2 separate regions of the Mus musculus genome follow, and region 2 is linked to region 1. The links are chromatin loops, found by intact Hi-C in ENCODE. Cell type or tissue: heart. All regions are shown on one strand. Each heading gives the region's core, and the rest is flanking DNA. Links, peaks and the distances in the headings are about the cores only.

Evidence for each region. Hi-C counts contacts between places; a loop is a spot of excess contacts. Peaks named below come from ENCODE experiments on the same cell type or tissue, not always from the same donor. Only the 100,000 strongest peaks of a DNase experiment are listed, where the experiment ranks them.
Region 2: it touches region 1 in a loop (4-fold over the local background); 4 of 42 quality-filtered maps call a loop at or near these places.

The regions. Positions count from the first base shown.
Region 1 is chr8:40,956,902-40,966,905 of GRCm38, forward strand. All of the region lies in intron 2 of Pdgfrl (platelet-derived growth factor receptor-like), which reads left to right. Among named protein-coding and RNA genes, the nearest start is that of Pdgfrl, 36 kb to the left of the region's middle. In heart, for the core only: CTCF peaks have their summits at 4,977 (motif pointing right) and 6,611; DNase peaks (open chromatin) are centred at 4,660, 5,070, 6,400, 7,670 and 1 weaker place; H3K4me3 peaks cover 1,422 bases; H3K27ac peaks cover 2,647 bases.
Region 2 is chr8:41,011,247-41,021,250 of GRCm38, forward strand. It overlaps Mtus1 (mitochondrial tumor suppressor 1), which reads right to left. Exons shown (of 14, transcript NM_001005863.2): 7 at 4,142-4,208. It overlaps B430010I23Rik (RIKEN cDNA B430010I23 gene), which reads left to right and starts at 6,492. Exons shown (of 3, transcript NR_015457.2): 1 at 6,492-6,574; 2 at 8,212-8,375. In heart, for the core only: a CTCF peak has its summit at 5,449; DNase peaks (open chromatin) are centred at 4,055, 5,145, 5,435, 6,565 and 1 weaker place; H3K4me3 peaks cover 3,819 bases; H3K27ac peaks cover 4,880 bases.

The DNA of each region.
Region 1 (10,004 bases), core at 2,732-7,731:
GACTTATGAAAGTCCTTCTTGATGTCCTCTATCATCATCATGAGAAATGTTTTTAAATCCTGGGTGTTGGGGTGCCCAGGACTAGGTGGGGTGGGAGTGCTGCGTTCTGATGATGGTGAGTGGTCTTGATTTCTGTTAGTAGGATTCTTATGTTTGCCTTTCGCCATCTGGTAATCTCTGAAGCTAGCTGTTATAGTTGTCTCTGTTAAGAGCTTGTTCTTCAGGTGACTCTGTTAGCCTCTATAAGCAGATCTGGGAGGGTAGCACTCTCCTTAGTTTCAGTGGGCAGAGTATTCTCTGCAGGCAAGCTCTCTTCTTGCAGGGAAGGTACCCAGATATCTGGTGTTCGAACCGGACTCCTGGCAGAAGTTGTGTTCCACTCACTAGAGGTCTTAGGATCCCGTGTGGAATCCTGTGTGGGCCCTTGCGGGTGTCAGGCAACTTTCCTGGCAAGGTAGCCCGGGGCTCGAGTGGAGCGGAAGGGGCTTGTGCCCCAGGTCAGGCCCGGGTAGTCTGCTTCCCTATGTACCGCAGTCTCAGGTTCCACGCGATTGGATTGGGGCAGGCGCTGTGTTCCACTCACCAGAGGTCTTAGGATCCCGTGGGGAATCCTGTGTGGGCCCTTGCGGGTGTCGGGCGACTCCACTGGCAAGGTAGCCCGGGGCTCGAGTGGAGCGGAAGGGGCTTGTATGTTGTTTTTGTTTTTATCACAATTGATCTGTAGTACAGCTTGAGGTCAGGCATGGTGATTCCACCAGAGGTTCTTTTGTTGTTGAGAATAGTTTTTGCTATCCTAGGTTTTTTGTTATTCCAGATGAATTTCAAATTGTCCTTTCTAACTCTGTGAAGAATTGAATTGGAATTTTAATGGGGATTGCATTGAATGTGTAGATTGCTTTCGGCAAGATAGCCATTTTTACTATATTAATCTTGCCAATCGCTGGGCGTGGTGGCGCATGCCTTTAATCCCAGCACTCAGGAGGCAGAGGCAGGCGGATTTCTGAGTTTGAGGCCAGCCTGGTCTACAAAGTGAGTTCCAGGACAGCCAGGGCTATACAGAGAAACCCTGTCTCAAAAAACCAAAAATAAAAAACAAAAAAAAAAAAATCAAGGAAAAAAGAAAAAAAAAAAAAAAACAAACTTAGGGGTTGGGGATTTAGCTCAGTGGTAAAGTGCTTGCCTAGCAAGCCCAAGGCCCTGGGTTCGGTCCTCAGCTCCGGAAAAAAGAAAAAAAAAATCAAAATTAAAAAAAATCCTGCCAATCTATGGGAGATCTTTCCACATTCTGAGATCTTCTCCGATTTCTTTCTTCAGAGACTTGAATTTCTTATCATACAGATCTTATTTATTTTTAATTAATTATTCTTTTAACTTATTCGCTTTACATCCCCCTCAGTGCTCCTCTCCCAGTCACCCCCTCCCACAATCCTTCTCCCATCTCCCCTCCCCATCTCCACTAAGCAGGTTGGACCCCTCCTGGGTATCCCCTTACCCTTTCCCTTCAAGTCTCTTCAAGGCCAGACGCTTCCTCTCCCACTGAGGACAGACAAGGCAGCCCAGCTAGAAGAACATATCCCACATGTAGGCAACAGATTCTGGGATAGCCTCCACTCCAGTTGTCCGGGACCCACATGAAGACTGAGCTGCACATCTGCTACCGATGTCGTGACTTCTACAATGGCTGTATTAATTTGCACTCCCACCAACAATGAATAAGAGTTCTTTCCCCATGTCCTCACCAACATTTGTCAGATTTCCTGATGATAGCCATTTAAACTGGCATGAGGCGGTATCTCAAAGTAGTTTTAATTTGCATTTCCCTGATAACTAGGGCTGTTGAACACATTGAAAAAAATAATTCCTGGCCATTTGTGTTTCTTGCTTTGAAAACTGTTCATTAGCCCATGGGTTGATTTATATCCATGGTGTTCATTTCCTGCAATTATGACAAAGACTAATAACAATGAGCAAGAGAACTCGGCAAGGCGAATCTGCTGATGTAGATCTGAGCACATTTGCTCCTCTTTCTTGGCAGTGTGTGAGAGCTCATCTAATTGACTAATTCTTCTGTAGTCTGATGTTTGTATCCATCTCCTCTCATCAAAAAGAGCCCCTTCATGGCAAATGTCACCACTGGTGGCTGATCAGATTCCTAGCATCTAGGACGGTTCTCTGCCTCATGTCAGAAATCAGGAAATACCTTCGGTGTCTTCATAGTCTCAGAAGTCAGTTCACAGTCACACACCCACTCACACAACATTGAAAGATACTTAGAGCCTTGGGTGCACTGTGTGTGTGCACTATGTGGGTGCACTGCATGTGTATGCTATATGTGTGCACTATATATGTGCACTATGTGTAGCAAAAGGAGGGAAGGAAAGGCAGACAGCTCATCTCCCATCCTCCTGACCATGGTGATTACAGGTCGCTAGAGAATTCATGGTTTTTCTCTTTTTTTTTCACTTTTTAAATTTTTTTTCTTAAATTTTTATTATTTGAGTGCATTGTATACATCAAACATGTTAATAATATTGAGTATTTTGAGAATCAAATAATACATAAAAAATGTGTTCAACTTTCATATCCATAACCTTTCATACCCTAAAAATATCATTAATGAATATGTAATACTATCCATAATTGAGGATCCTATACCTAATGTTGAATACTAAATTGTTTCAAAACATACAAAATATCCTTTGGGAATTAAGCATAGTAAAAGAGCGTAAAATGTTAAAAATGAATCATTAAGAGATATATTCAAAATCCCTTATATGATACCACCTGACCTAGTGAGAGAGTATTTAAAACGCATTATATATCTGTGTACATTGTCTAACTATAAGTTTACTTTTAAAAGATTATCAGTGTTTGTAGGAGAGATTTTCTTTTTTTTTTTTTTTTTTTTTTTTTGCGACGGGATCTTGCAATGTAGCCAGGCTGACCTTGGATGCAGGCTTCTCTTGCCTTAGCCACCCCAGTGCTGAGATTATAGGCATTCACCACCAAAGCCCAATTTATTTTGTCCTTAAAACAGCTAACTTCCTTCTCTTTCAGCTGCTGAGGTCATTACTCCATTCCGAGAAACTGGAGCCATAGAGTTCCTTAATGCCCCTTTCTCCTGCTTCTTTCTTCCCTGTTTTTACATCACCAGAAGGAGGGAATCACCTTGGATGTTTGCATCTTTCACATCTGCATCCAGTCAAAGGTCTTGTCTCTTACCAGAGATGGAGAAGAGCTCTAGCCTGCTGTTCCCTGGTACCCAGCACAGTGTCTCCTGGCAAATGCAGGTTGTCAGAGAACAAGCAATGCTGTCGAAAGGGGCTGAGAGCCGGTCGAAAGTTAGGTACCATGATCGATATGACCCGTGACCTGGGAACAAGGTCTATTTGAGCTTTAATTTCTTCATTTTGCAAAGACTTTATTTATTTACTCGTTTGTTCTTGTCTGTGTCCACACAAAAGCTAGAAAGAGGCAGCTATAGGTTTTGCAGGATTCCCTGGCATGTTACCTGGGCACTGGGATCTGAGCTCTAGCGCTCATGGCTGTGGAGTAGGTCCTCCGAACCAGCCCCATCTCTGAACTTTCAAGCTGAAAAAAAAAAAGTTTACTGTTTTTGCTTAAGGTTCCCCCCTTCCTTCTCTCCCCCCACGCCCCATGCTTGTTCTTTTGGAAGAGAAAGTCGAGACAGGTCCTTGCTTTGTAACCCAAGCTATCTTCACGGCAATCCTGCCTCAGTGTCCTAAGTACTGAGAATAACAGGTATGGGCTACCATCCTTGGCTTCTGTTGTTTATAACACTTGGCTTCTTTATTTTGATATCCTTTATTTGGTGTGTATGGAAGTTTTGCCTTCATATATACTCTGCACAACCCGGTCTTACGCCTGTAGAGGCCAGAAGAGGGTGGTTAGCAAATCTCCTTGGAACTGGAGTGGACAGCCACGTGGGTACAGAGAATTGAACCCTGATCCTCTGCAAGGCAGCCAGTGCTGTTAGCGGTAAGCCTTGTTGTTTTCTTTGACACGTGGTGATTATGTATTTTAGTGGAGATGCAGTGGAATGATCTATACATGTACATACTGTGTATTAATCAAATTAGACTATTTAACATATTCATTACCTCATACAATTTTCATTTCTTTGTGCTGAGGACATTCAGAAGGATCTCTTCTACCTATTGTAAAATATCCAAAAATATTATTCACCACACTCACCCTGCCAGCACTACACAGGAGGACCAAATTCCCCAGCCTATTGGAACTTCGTACCCACTGACCATTCTTTGCTTTCTCCTCGCTCTTCCAGCATCTAGTAACCACTCCCATGAAGCAAATGACTCGCAGAGACCGGAGCTGCTGAGCTGAGCCGCAGAACTTGGATGGGTCCCCTGCCATCCTCCGCCATCTGTGATAGGTCCCGTGGAATAAACTTAGATCCAAGTCACTCTTGGCCTGGGGAAGCCAGTTTCAGGAGAGATATACTCGCTGCAGCCTGGGATAGACTATATTAATACATCTACTTTCAAGTTTAAGATTGAAAACTAGCCGGGCGTGGTGGCCCACGCCTTTAATCCCAGCACTTGGGAGGCAGAGGCAGAGGCAGGCGAATTTCTGAGTTCAAGGCCAGCCTGGTCTACGGAGCGATTTCCAGGACAGGCAGGGATATACAGAGAAACTCTGTCTCGGGAAAAAAAGTGAAAACTAGCCGGACAGTAGTGGCGCACGCCGTTAATCCTAGCACTTGGGAGGCAGAGAGGCAGGTGGAATTCTGAGTTCGAAGCCAGCCTGGTCTATAGGGTGAGTTCCAGGATAGCCAGGACTATAGACAGAAACCCTGTCTCAAAAAGCCAAAATAATAATAATAATAACAACAACAATAACAAATTTTTAATTGAAAACTAGTAAGTGGAATATAATTTGCCTTCCTGGGATAGCTTCTAATAAGTGGGTCACTTCCATATCATGTCATAATCATAATGACCACTAGGTGGCAGGCTTTACCGGCGTTAAGATTGTCTTCAGTAAAAGATTGCACTTGAGGAAGGTGTGGCTAAGCAGCACAGGCAAGGTCCCTCAGAGGCTACAGCAACTGTTTCAGTGGGGTGCTGAGGTAGACTGGGGAATCACTTCCACACTGGACCATTTCCAGTTGCATAGACATCCCCCTTCTTTGAGACCAGAAAAGGGGGGCGGGGAGGGGGTACTTGAAAAAACAATCAGTGTGTTTTATCATTTACCACATGTTCCTGATCTCTCTGCACCCTCCCCTGCTTCCAATGCTTTTTAAAAGCTTCTGCTAGGGGGCTGGTGAGATGGCTCAGTGGGTAAGAGCACTGACTGCTCTTCCAAAGGTTCTGAGTTCAAATCCCAGCAAACACTCAGTGGCTCACAACCATCCACAATGAATTGTGGACAGCTACAGTGTACTTGTATAATAATAAATAAATCTTTGGGCGGGGATGAGTGGGGCCTGAGCAAGCAGAGGTCCTGAATTGTGAGTGTACACACACATTCTTGGCCCTTGCCTTTAGTCTCAGCACTGGAGAGACAGAAGCAGGCAAGGCTCTGTGAGTTCAAGGCCAGCTTGGTTTCTGGGCATAGTGAGATCCTGTCTTAAAAATAAAAACAAAAAGCCAGGTAATGGTGGCACATGCCTTTAATCCCAAAACTTGGGAGGTAGATGTCTGAGCTGGAGGCTGGTCTGATCCATGACAGCCTGGGATACCCAGAAAAACTATCTGGGGGGGGGGGAACAAAAGACAGACAGACAGACAGACAGACAAATTGCAAGTGCAGAATATCAAGCCACAATGTCTCTTCCCAACCCGAGTGTGCCACAGTGAAACATTCTAGTAAAATGGTCCAGATCATAAGATAAATTCCCAGTGGTACATCAGTCGGTCTGTTTCCATCCGTTCTGCAAACATTCCTCGTCTTCAGCTCTGCCATCCACATCGACGCGCTTCAGGTGTGGGGAACAGGGGAAGTCTTAGCACTCTGCTGAGGCAGAAAACAAAGTAAGAAATTTGGACCGTGTGGCCTAGCCAAAGGGTTAAATAAATCTCTGATGAAAGGGGAGAGGTGTGAGCTCTGCACCCTCAAAGTGAGGAGACAAGTTTTTGGCCGTTCCCTAGACCCGCTCCACAGTAAAAATTAAAAACAAAGTCAGGGTTCAAGCATTCATTATCTTTCAGGATGTGCCTGTGGTGTGTGGTGTAGGGTGTTAACTTTTTTTTTTTTTTTCAGTCAAGAACTGGAAGCCCGGAGGAGTGGGTGGGGCACAGCTCTCTTTGATGGCTGGTTCCTCTCAGAACAATAAATAGCTTTTAGGAGAAGAGAAGGCATCTATCTGTCTTTCCACTTGGCTGCCCCGGGTAACTGCTCACTCCACCCACAGACTGTACAAAGGAGGGTGGACCAGCGATGCAGACAGTGGGCTGCAGGCCAGTCTCCTAAGCGGCCCGTCTCACCAGCTTACACGGGGGAAGGAATTCATCCGAAGGGCATTTTCAAAGAAAGGAATGCGAGGGAGTATTTATGACCAGAAAGAACTGGCTGTTGAGAGAGGGGGAGCTGCATAACGTGAGCACCCACTGGCGGTATGCAGAGAAGGGAGCATCTTTCTTCCCCCAGCTAACGAATTGTGGTAAAATACACCCAGAACAGCACCGGTAGCATTTTTTAACCGCGCTTACGTATACAACTCAGTATACATGGGGAAACTGGTTTTGTTAGGCGGACTTGTTTCAAAGTCAAACTCATTTTCCTTCGAAGTTGGATTTTCTTGGCAGAACAAATAAAAAATGACGTGGCCTCGGCTTCTCTTTCTCCTTATGTGGGGCTGCAGGTTAGCTCCGTGCACACGTTGCTGTCCTAGTTAGCATCCACTTAGAGTCACCTGAGAGGAAAGCCTTATAGCCCCGTGTGCATTTCGGGAGGAGGGTGTCTTGATTTTTAATAGAAGCCCTACCCTACTATGAGTGGTAGCATCCTTAGGACAGTAGTGGTCGTGGGAGGGTGTATAAGAAAGCAGCGAAGCTGGTGAGAGATCCAGCAAGCAGCGTTCTTCCGTGCCTTCTGCTTCAGGTTCCTGCCCTGGCTTCTCTCAATAATAGACTGTAACCCCTAAGTTAAAATAAAGCCTTTCCCCCTCTGGAAGTTGCCTTGGGTCCCAGAAACGGAACAATAGCAAGCTGAAATCATTCTCACGGGTGGGACGTGGAACTCAGGAGTAGAGTGCTTGCCTGGTTATAGCAAGGTGCTGGATTAAGTCCTTGGTGTGTCAAGAAATCAAAAGTATATGCTGGAGCCAGCCTCTGATACCTATTTTAAAGTAAATTTCCACCCTGGAAATTAAAAATAAAGAACTCACCGCACCCTAAAGGTAGGACATTCTATGGCACCAGAGCAGGCCCCCACATGTCCCTAGAGATAGACAAGTGGGAAGGCGGGGTACAAGTCTTCTCTGGGTGTACTGGATGTTCTGACGGTGTTAATGGTGCAGAAAAATCACAGCTATGTTCCTTTGGGGGCCGGGGTGGGGGAGGGTAATGACAGAATCCGTCTCCTCTCGAGTTATCAGCATAGAATGAGGTCATGTGTGGAAAGCGCTTGGCTATGTAGCAAGCCTCTCCGTGAAGCGGAGCTATTTTTATTCACTCTATTGTATCCCAAAGAGGCAAAGTGTAGGGACATGGCCCGTCTGTCACAAGTCTTGTTTTCAGAAAAGGGCTTTAGTCTCCTATCTCAGTCTCCTGCAAACTAGATGTCCCACGCTGTAGTCTGGGTCTGGAGTATGACCCAAAAGCTGGTGTCCAGCCAATGGTACTGTTTTGGATCTTTAGAAGTGGAGCCTAGGCAAGCTTCTGACCTTCAGGCTAAACTCCTCCCCAGTTACCTAGCAACAGTGAAGACCATAAAAAGGGGTGCTCAGCCCGCACCTCACACCTCGTCCTCTTATTCCTTTGTCCTCTCACCTCCCTCTTCTCTTACTTCTCTCTCCTCTTCCCTTTTTCTTTGTCTTCTTTCCTCTCTCCTATCTCTCTTCTCTCTCTCTCTTCCTCCTTTCTACCTTCTCTCTTTCCCCTGCATTTCCATAATACAGCTCTAAAACCAAAAAATAAAAAAGAAGAAGTGGGGCCTAGGGAAAGGAAGTTAGGCCATTAGAAACGTTTCTTTGAAAGGACTATTGAGACACTGGTCCCTCTCCAGTCCGTCTCTCCTTACGTGTGTGTGTGTGTGTGTGTGTGTGTGTGTGTGTGTGTGTGTGTGCGCACCCGTGCATGTGTGCATGTATACACATGTTCGCATGGTCTCTGTCTGTCTGTCTGTCTGTCTGTCTCTGTTTCTCTCTCTCTCTCTCTCTATTCCACAATGATGTTCTTCACTGGGACCACCAAGCCATTATAGACTAAAATACCTTAAATCGCCAGCCAAACTAAACCTTTCCTCACCAAAAGTTGATTTCTGTGGGTATTTGGCTGCATTTAGGGAAGGCTGAACTAGCACAGTCCACAGCACCACAGTGCTGAACGCGTCACACTAACTGCCCTGGGGTACTGTGAGAGCCAGCGATCCAGCGCCCCGCCCTGTGTCTCCACATACTTTTCAAGGAAGGAGGAAATGCTTTCCGCTAACTTTTGTTTTAAAAGAATGTTAAACAAAAATCCTCTCATTTCTTGAACGTTATGAAAAGTCTTTATGTGATTTTCCCCAGATGTGCTGCACGGTATTACAATATAAAAAGAACGTTATGCTGGCAAAGTCAAGTCCATATGGCAAGTCAGACAGACTAAGGATAGGACAAAACTCTTGCAGATGACAATTTGGAGACTGTCGTGCAGTGGAAATGGTTTAGGGTGTCACTGAGCGACTCTGCCTATTCTCCTAATGCGATCCCGCTTCGATCAATATGTCTACATGTGGGTGAGGTCTGGGGTTTTATTTGCAAAAATAAAACTTGATATTATTGAGGTATGAACATTTTTGCCAAGAGTTTCAATATATAAAGTCTAAATAAAACTTTTTAGAAGGTTTGTCAGATGACGAAAGCTGGAAAGGGGGAATAAAGGATAAGCTATAAAATGGAGAATTGTATGTCCTGTGGTAAGTAACTGTTCAAAGGAGCATGCCACAAAAAGGGAATTAACCCAGAATGTCAGAGCTTTGCCTCTGTTGTCTGGACTCAGCTTCTCTGTCAGCTCCATCCACCTGCCCTGCACTGGCTGTAGATTCTCTGTGCCTTCATCTGCCCAGAGACTCACTTCACCTGGATTCCTGACTTGCATGCCCTGCCATGTGGCTTCAAGATCCTGTCGCCTGTTAGACACTATCCTGACTTCCCTGTGGGTCAATCCTGCTGCCTAGGGCCTCACCCCACTGCCTCCCCTTCTATTAGAACACAGAGAAATCATGGTGTCTCGTTTGATTTGGAAAGGTCAATGCCACCACTAGCTCAGCCCTCCCTGTAAGTTCAGTGATGCTCTTTATGAACGCCAGTCAGTAGCTGAGACAAGCAAGGCGACCCAAGGGCTGGAACCCCGTGTTAGCGACCAAAACTGATACAAAAAAGTGTACTCTCCTGTATTTATCTGCTAGGTGACTCGTGACATGGTCTAGTGTAGCACATCTGACAGGTAGGCCTTTGGGTAAAGAAACAGAAGACAGCAATTATCTATATGAGAGACCACAAGGGGTGATCCCCACAAGTGTGTTGCAGGTTGAGATTAATAGGTACTTAGCCAAATGGAGTGTAATAGCCTATGAATAAGGACTCTCCTAAGTTTTACACACATGTACACACCACATCACACCATATTACACACATACACCACGGTGCAACACACCACACACACAATATACACTGCACACCACACGCACACACACACAGGAGAAGAAAACCAGAATGGGCCCCAACCAGAAACAGCTCCTGAACTAAATGACATGAGACACGTCCCAGACACAGAATTTCAGAGTGGCAATCTGAGTGTGTGGGGCTGCAGGGA
Region 2 (10,004 bases), core at 3,163-8,162, 55 kb after region 1:
CTTGGTCCTGAAACCAGATCATTATTTGCTTCTAAGGGAGGGGAGGCTTAAGGGAGTTTTCTGGAATTACAGAAATGTTCAATGCAAGGGGAGATTATAGGAATCTGATTATATAAAACTAATGGACTGGCTTGATAGCTCAGGGAGGGACCAAGGCTTTCCACCAAACCGAAGAACCAGAGTTCGTGGGTGGGACCCATAGGGTGGAAGGGAAGAACTCAATCCTGAAAGCTGTCCCCTGACTTCCACGAAGCTGCTGTGGCACACACATGTGGGTAACACATGCAAATAAATGTAATTTTTAAAAATATCATGGATCAGACAAAGGCACAAAGATCTAGTTTAGAGCCAGCCAAGTCTACACATTGCTGCCCTGTTTCAAATAAGCAAAAATGTGATGGTACAATAGATATTACTGTATATAAAATAGGCTTTCCTGAAATAATAATGGTACAAAGTTATACATGTTCTATAAACAAAGGCACAGGGCTATGCAAAAGTATGCCAAAATAGAAGAACTATAGAGTATTTCTTGTTTATACACTGATCTTTAAGGTTTAAACTCTCAAATGCCAATAAACATAAGCCACTACGCTATGCAAATGGAGAGTTCATTACGATTTTTTCCTCAAAGAGGAAGTAGGAGAGACTCTCCTCATTGTGAAGACCATACAGTCTGGAGATAACAGAAGAACACAGGATATATTAAATACATCAGTGCAAGGTAGGAGGGTCACTGGTGTAGGGGAGCCTTGTGGTTTGATTCTGATGAGACAGAGGGGTTTCTCAAAGAGGTTCGCCCAAGCAAAGGGCTTTCCACGAAGGGATGTGGGTCAGATAGGAGAAACATGCTGGTTGTGTGCCAGACAAAAAGAAGAGACTATTAGAGGACGAAATGAGGGCATCCAGAAAGTCTGCCAATGGGGAAGATGGGTGGAAGCCATTAGATTGTGAAGGGCAGAGGTACAGACGATTGCAGTTGCAGGGTTCCTGGGCCTGAGTCTCTTTCACCCTTCATAGTTCTTCAAGGGTGAGACTCTTGTCCCAGTTTTCAGGGACACAGTAAAGATCACAGCTGACCAGTGACTCTGACAGCCCCTGGTTAGTCCAAGGGACAAGTTGGACACTTGGATGGTGCAAGTGATGGATGGAAGATCAGATCTCTAAGTCGCCTATAAAAAGCATCGGGGGTTAGGCCCTACCACCTCATATACTTTACCTCAGACTCTACACTAATTCAGCAAAATACACAGACACATCATCAAAGGGAAAACTGTGTACTCAAAAATAAGTAACTCCTAACTGGGAGTGTATGCATAAAAGCCTGTATCTCTATCCGGGCAGTGAGAGTGCACACCTTTAATTCCAGCATTCAAGAGGCAGAGGTAGAAGGATCTCCCAGTTTGAGGCCAACCTGGTATACAGACTGAGTTCCAGACCAGACCAGACCAAACCAAATCCCCCATTCCTCTAACCTACATTAAATGCCAATAGCAGCGAAGGTCGGGTCTCCCTGTCCCGAGGGATCTCTAATAGTATCCCATCTACTGACTAGTCCTTCCCACGGTATAGTTTATGCTTTCATAAGAAGGCATTTCACCAATCACTACACGCCTGCAAAACTGAATCTGTGAGTGTGTATTTGTGTGTGTGTGTGTGTGTGTGTGTGTGTGTGTGTGTGTGTGTGTGTGTGTTTGGCATAGGCCCTCACTATGTAGTCAGACTAACCTTTCACTCACTATGCTGGCCTGGGACTGGTAGCAATCCTCTTGTCTTGACCTCTGGAGTTACTGGGATTACAGACACACACCACGACATTAACTTAATACCAGATACATTCGTGTATGTATGGCGAATAGCAGTTAACACCTGGTATGGCCGCTTTGCAAAGTTTTACCTAATATGACCTTCATGATCATCCTTGGGGCACACATGCACACTGTCACTTTAGAGAAAATAAAACTGGGACAGAAGAGATGTGACATGATGGGCTCTGAGCCACCCAGCTCCCAAACCAAGGATTCAAACCTGGAGACTGTGAGACCACAGTGCGACACATTTTATTCCCTCAAATAGGAAAACGGTTTTGACATATATAAACTTATATCTTTTTTCCACTCTGGCCCAAAACACAAATCCAGCTGAAAGCTACAAGAATTTTCTTTGGAGCCAGCTTCATTATACTTGTTTGAAGGTTTTCTTCTTCTATTCGCTGGCCAAACCAACCTTTTCCCAAATGCCTTCGCTGGCCCTTAAGCAAGCACTGGTCCTTGAGCAAGCCTGTCTGATTCAGTAGTTAACAGAAATGACACCATTTCCCAAGTCCAGTCCTAGGGTGACAAAACAATGTGGACAGGCCACCTGTAACATCCTGACACTTTGACAGCAGCAGGAAAAACACACCAGGCCACGTTCTCCTTATCATGGACAGAGAGGTGAGACGACAAAGGCTGGCTGTTTCCTGACAGGCTGCACAATAACAGCAAGTGTGGTGGACCTCGGCTCCAATTTAAACTGCTTAATGCTGAAGAGGATCACCATTCAATCAGAGTCAATGGGCTCAGTGTCCTCCTCTGTCTTGGTCCTGCCTTCTCTCGGAGAATAGAAACCTGAATCATTAGGCAGGCTCATCTCCACTTCCACTGTGTTCCGATGAACACTGAAACTCACACAAAAATACCTTCTCCCTTGTCTCCTTATTCTGTATCCATTACCGTACTTAAGGCACAGAAACAACTCGAGCTGGTCATTGGGTAACCAAAAGGGAGGCAGCCAGACTGAATTAGAAGTGGAAGGTCTTCATGGTGTCTGGGATCGGGGTCACCCAAGCTGTGCCTTCTGTCCCGGTTCGAAAGAGCTCACCCATCACTGGGCTTCTGTACTTTATCATCTGTCTTAAAATTATTGTTCCACAAGGGTTCGTCCTTTCTGTTACCTGATGCCAGCCAGCACTGGTGGCTTCTCTACTGTTGTGGATCTCAAGGGTTAGCGAGGAATTGGCCTTGACTTCAACTGGCAGGCCAAGGAGTAGGGAAGGGCACAATCTTGCCTCCACATGAACTGGCCCATGACCTTTGTCTTGACTGGGCCAGTGCAGTTGCTGACTAATATTCTTGTCCAGCAAATCAGAATGGCGGTATTTAAACTACAGTCTGGTTCTCAGAGAAAAACAGGATTCTTTGAGAATTAAACGAACAAAACTTATTCTATCTTTAGCTGTTCCCTTTGAAGAACTTATGCTACACATGCTTCTAACACAGCCTATCAGCAAGCAAAGCCAAGGACAAGGCAGGTGACATTTGCTGAACAACTCCAGATCTAGTTGAAGCTAAATCGGGAAGCCAATTCTTAGGGTGAGTGGTCCCCACAGACAGGGCAAGGGGAGGGGGGCACAGCAGACCGATCTCTCCTACAGGTAATCCAGGTAGAAAGGGCAACTGTCTTTGTCCTTCAAATCTAGGGATCCTCAGAGGCACCAAGAACTCAAAAGATCAAACAGCAAGACTTCCTAGAGAATGCTACAGAGCACACCGCTCCTCGAGTTGGTAGACACTCCTCCCCAGCTCATCCCGACTACTTAAGGAGCACAGAGCATGGGTGGCCCTAACAAGCAGTATTCCTTTAATTGTAGACTCACTGTACACTCACAGGTACGCTGTACCACAGCGGGGATGTGTAACGTAATCACTTCTATCAGAGAATAGCTTTTTCTTAACACTCTTTAATATAAAAAGTCGTTCCAGAAAGAAAAAGAAAGAAACAGAGAGAGAGAGAGACAGAGAAAGAGAGACAGATAACAGACAGACAGACAGACAAACATAATTATTCAATGGGAATGCACACAATACAGAAACCATTCTGTCTCTGTCTACTCCATACGAAGCAATGCTTTATGCCTTGGTCATCAGAAAGTGAGTGTTAGCTCACTCAGAGCAGTGCCAGGAATTTTGTGAGCTTGAGGTCACACTGCCAAGATTCAAAAGCAGTGTCGATAGTAAGTGTCTGCACAGATACGAGAGAGGGAGAAAGACCAGCTGTCCGCTGTGTAACTCCAGCCACAGAGCAGGAGGTTAGAGCACATTGCTCAGGTTCAGTAAACTTTACCCAGGGCAGGGGCAGGGGCAGGAAAACAGGCTCTTACCTAGCTCTCCCCGGAGGCTGACAAGTTCTTGAGAGAGGGTTTTGTGTTGCTTCAGTGCTTCCTCCCGCTGCAGAAAACACACACCAAGTTACTAACGTTTTTTGTTTTGTTTTGTTTGTTTGTTTAAAGAGGGTTCCCTTTCAGTAAAGTACACACTTACCACTGCTGGGAAAATGAGACCCAGAGTTGAGAGGCCGAGATACGAATCACTAAGCTAACAGTTTGTGTTGTTAAAAACAAAGCAAAACCCAGATGTCCCTTTGCTGTGAAGGAATTTCATGTTTCAAAAAAGAAAATCTGTATTTTCCCAGGTCCTGTTGAAACTTTCCTTTGAGGAACAAGAGAGGCTATTTAAAAATATTTGCTTTGCGCCATGCACTTACTGGAGATCCATAGACCCTTGAAGCTAATGCATACTGTACTTAAGATGTAATGCACTCTCCCCTCCAAGGGCAATAAGGGCCTAATCAGTTCAAGATAAATATTTAATGTTCTAAACATAGGCATTTAGATAGACTTTGTCCCATGTCCGCAAATAAAAAAGTTTTGTTACAAGGCCAAGCCTATATTCTGAACAAGAGGAAAAAAAAGTTTGCTTTTAAGCTAGGACAAATAAAAAAATTAATCTCTTAAAGATGAAATCAAGTTGATTTCACCCAGCTACACAGCAGTTTCCAAGGACTCTTACATCATGAAGCAACTATAATTCTAAATAGGCTTGAGAGAAGTGAAGTGAAAGAAATCAGGAGGGTGTTTCAGGGTTTAAAGAATAACAAGTATCAGTCTTGCGGTAAGGAATAATTTTCACGTTACCTTCAGGTCTGTAGCAGGCACACATCCACACATACTTATACAAACACAATCATTAGACACAGTTCCTCAAGACGGAGAGTCCCTGGCGCCAGGGTGAAACTAGGAAGTGAGAGAATGTCCAGGCTTTCAGGAAGGGCACTTCCTGAGATGACCTTAGATGTGGGACTCCAGCCGGCATCTGGGTTGCAGTATGGCAGAGAGCACGAGACTGGTCTCTGCAGTCTAGACTTGCTTCTCACTCAAAGCACTTCCCCCTGGTTCCAGACAGGGTCTGCAGTACGTAGTCCCTGACACCCTTCTAGAAAAGCCCTGTAAACAAATACTAATTACCCTTGTTGCTGCACAGGGAGGAGAGAGGCACATTTTGCTGCTAGGGCAGCCCATTTTCCAGCTCCGGTCTCTCCAACTCCCCCACCCCCTGCACTGTCCAAGAAGCGCACAGGTGGCCACGCCTCCCACCCATCCGTCCGTCCGGGTCTGCCTACATTCAAAGCTCCACAGGGAGGAGCGCCATTGGCCCTGGTGGCCTCCCCGCCTGTCCCGCAGGTTACTGCCTCAGACTCCTCTCTCTCCTCTCTGAAGCTGATACTGCAGCTTCTGTCTCTGGCACAAGCAACGGATGATTACTTAAAGCCACAGCCCTTCATTTATGAGAAACGAGAGCCAGACATTATCCTGATCGATTGGCACTTACTTAATATCAGCGGGGGCAGAGGAAACAGAAACGGGACCCTCTCTGCGTGGATAATGGAGTTATTTTTAGATGTGTGAGCCTTTTTACTCCGCTCTCTAATTGAGGTCATTAGATTATCGCACTCACTAATAGAAAAAGGGGGTTTGCTCTTCAGAACCCATATACTAAAGGCATGATGAACCTCATGGTGAAGGGCACCCAGGGGGCCCTGCTGTGATTTAGAACTTTAAATAATATTACAATAGAGTATAGTTCATTGATAATACATGGGTATTGGGGATTACATATATTTGAAATCACCAGTCAGGAATTCCAAATTTCAAAAATAAACGATTGCTTTTGTAATGCAAAAACTAAAGTTTGAGAACAACAAAATAATAACCCACAGATACAATGTTTTTCTCTTTTCTCCCCTTCTTACGGGTCTCATACTTGCTTTCCTTTGCCCCAGTCTCCCAAGTTCTGGGATTACAGGCACGTGCCACTACAGCCTGACTATTCGAGTACTGTCACGTCAAGCCTTAATTTTATTCAAATGCTTTGGATAAATGGCAGAGTCTGTCAGTGGCGTGAGAGAAAAGCGGGGACAGCTCTATTAGACATGAAACTGTGACCACGCTTCAGAGTCCCCTTTCCCACAGCAGCCAAGTTGCAAACAAAAGGGGGTAAAAGGACAAGGAAATCTTACCACTTGCACAAGAAAACGGAAAGGAAGATGGCAAAAGCTGACGCTACTGATGCTTATCTCTAAAGGACTCTGGAAAGCCACACCTCCCTCCCTCCAGAAACACCCGAGGGAGGGGTGGTTAGCTTATTAGTGGACTTCAGGAGGCAACAGATTTCAGTGAGTGTTGACATCTGTCCTAACTCACTTCCCTAAACCACACTCAGCCTTCTCCAGCAAGATCCAGCGTGAGGACATCAAGGTCAGTTGTCACTGTGTCTCAATGGCCGGAAGTGGGGGTGGGGGAAAGCCAGCCCACTCTTCCTTCACAATGGCTTTTTGCCCTTGGTGTCACCTTTGCTTCTAGTCCTGGTTCTTTAGAGCCCAGTACGCAAGCATAGAAGGGGTTTCTTTATACCCTAGAGGGCTGTTATTCAATATTTTCTGTGTATAAACTCCCTTCTCTTTTGAGTATGTTACAAATGACACTGGGACTGAAGGTGGAGCTCAGGTAGCACCCATACATGAGGCGGAATTTCTTCCTCCAGCAAATACAGCATACATACATACGTGTAGCAAGCATGAGTGGGTGCTAGCCTGTGTGCTTGTGTGCGCTCCCATGGACTAGAATTGCCTAGCTCCTGTTTAGCATCCCGAGATCTTCCATCCAAGTCAAAAGCTATCCTTCCCAGAATCCATGCTACCCTCTTGGGATGACGGGCTTTCTTAACCTGACTCATTTTATACACTTTCTGGAAAGCCAACATCCCCTCCCCCCAAATGCCCAGAAGGGACATTTATCTTTCTGAATTATGAGTTATTACTCATATAGCTAAGCACATTTTATATCCTATACCATAATGATATGTAAGAAAATTAAGACATAGCTCCTGCCTTCAAGGAGCCTGGTACTTAGGAGGGCAATGTCCAGGACCAATTCTTTGGTCATCAATCAAAGCAGATGACATCATCTGAGGCGAAGCAGCGCAGGACTATGGGAAACCCGGGGCTTTAATATGATCTACTCAAAAATGCAGACCACAGAGCCCAGACTCCAACAGACATACTATTAGTTTCTGCATGACTGTCTGGGTTGCCTGCCCTTTAAATGTACTTCTTATTTACTCAAGATGATAAAATACATTCTGGCAGTTAGAGACCGATTTTTTTTTCCAGCTGCTTAGATTAGTGTCTCTGTCATAGATGATAAACCATTTATAATCCAGAGAAGAGGTTTATTTGATTATCTTTGTACTATAACATGCAACCCCACCCTCGCCCCACAGACATACACACACAGTGAGACTAGAGAGAAAGGTGGAAATCCACACGAAGATGCTTTCAAACTCATGCATTAAATATATGAAGCGCTTTAAGGAAAAAAAAAAAAAACTCAACAACAACGGGATTCTCCGTAATTTAATTAGGGTCTCTGGGATGCAAGCACTTAGTGGCTGGCTGTCGTCCCGCCAGTGTGCCTGACTTCTGCAGGCTACTGAATGGCATCAGCAACACAGGAACTATTACAGGAAAGAGCTGCAGAGAGTTCATACTTTTATCATTGTGGACACTTCCTTCCCACCCACTCCCTCATCCTGCCTGCTCCCACCCCCACCCCACCCCTTTAAATCTGAGATGTAGACTATTAGCATAATTTAAAACCCTTTGGGGGGGGGAGGTACTAGCCTAGGTTAGATTCTATATGCAAAAAAAAAAAAACCTATCTGGTCTTGTTTTACCTTACCAAGAAATATGCCTAGAGACCCTTTGATGAGGACTCTAGGGTTACTAACAGCAATGCTGGTTAATAGGATCCAAATGTTTCAACAGTGGGTACAAGAGATCTCTGTAAAGGGTTAAGGGGATTTTTAATTGCTCAACTTACCCTTTCCCTTTCAGCTGTTTCCTAACAGTGAGTGCCTTGTACACACTAGGCAACTAGCGAACATTCACTGATGGATTATAAAACAGAGAAGGGGTGGAGAACATCCAACATGGGGATTCTGTGTGCTCTTGTAAGATGTTTCTGCAGTTCCACCCTCGCCCTTCGCTCGTCCACTCAGGTACTGTCTGAATTGTCAACTTCAATTCTTGGGGTGGTTTTACAAGAAGGAACTGGAAGCAGACTCTGCTATCAATGAACTTTCATCGTAAGGAGCCAAAACAGAGGCTGGAGCAATGAGTCAGTGGTTAAGAGCACTGGCTTGCTCTTCCAGAGAACCCTGGGGTCAAGTTCAATTCTCAGCAACTAAGGACAGCTTACAACTGTCTGAAAGTCCAGTACCCTCTCTTCTGGCTTCTGTGGGCACCGCATGTAAGTGGTGCAAAGACATACACGTGACAAACACCTAAAATAATAAAATATGCTATTTCTTTTAAAAGCAGAAGCAAGCACAGAGTGAGGAGTTATCATATAGAAAGGAAGTATAAGATCCTGGAGTCCAGAGGGTGGGTAAAGATAGAGCTAGAAGCCCCCGGGGTCTCCTTAAGGAGGGGGCCCATGGGCTTGATATTCGTTAAGGTCACTGTTACACAGCCATTCTGCTGTGGATTGGAAAGAAACACTCGGGCACTGAAAGCTTGACACCCCAGCATGCTGGTCCTGTTGAGAGACATGGATCATGAGTACGCTAACTTCATCAGTGGATTAGTTTTCTCAAGGTGTCAGAGCTGAATGGGCTGTTAGGAGGTAGAACATGATTGGAAGTGGGGTTTTAAAGGGTACAGTTTGTGTCTGGCCTCTTCCTTTCTCTTTTTCTTTCTCTCTTTGTCTGTCTGTCTCTCTGTCTCTCTGTGTCTCTTTCGGTTTCTCTCTGTTTTATTATCTTGCTGTTTCTCTCTCTCTCTCTCTCTCTCTCTCTCTCTCTCTCTCTCTCACTCTCTCTTGCTCTTGCTCTCTTTCTCTTGTCTATGATGGCGTGAGTCACTATCTCCATCACTTGCTTCCTGTCAGGATGTTCTGCCTCACCCAAAAGCAATGGACCCCAAAAAAAAAAAAAAAAAAACATGGATCTTTACAAAAAGGCTCTTGAAACTCCTTAAGGGTATATTGTATATTGTGTATCATTCAGTATACCAAACCCAGGGCCACTTTAATTCAGGGCTACATCTATTTGTTCCTCCACAGAGCCCCTGATGAACTACATGGATTGGGTTTAGGAACCACTTCTTCTGGGCCCAAAAGTCTCTCTCTCTTTTTTTGGGGGGGGGTGGGGGGTTGAGACAGGGTTTTTCTGTGTAGCCCTGGCTGCCTGGAACTCACTCTGTAGACCAGGCTGGCCTCGAACTCAGAAATCCACCTGCCTCTGCCTCTCAAGTGCTGGGATTAAAGGCCACACCCAGCTAAAAAGTCTCTTATTAACACTACATGTATCTATTCTGTAGGATACTCTTTCTAAAAGAGGTCCTTTGAGAGACTAAGAGAGTCAGATGGGAGATTCCAAAGCATTAACCATGAGGGAAAGTGTATGTAATTTAGACCAAAAAAAAGAAAAAACGAGTGGAATGAGACTTTCATACTATTGTAAATCTGGAGTTCTATAAAATAGCATAGGCCAATTATCATTTTACTACCATCTTTCCAGTGAAGAGACTGGGAGGGAAAGGGACATAAGAGCATATTTTCAGAGAAGGCCGATCCTATAGGAGAACAAGCAGTGTCACTTAAGCCGGATTTGTCAGACACTGGACAC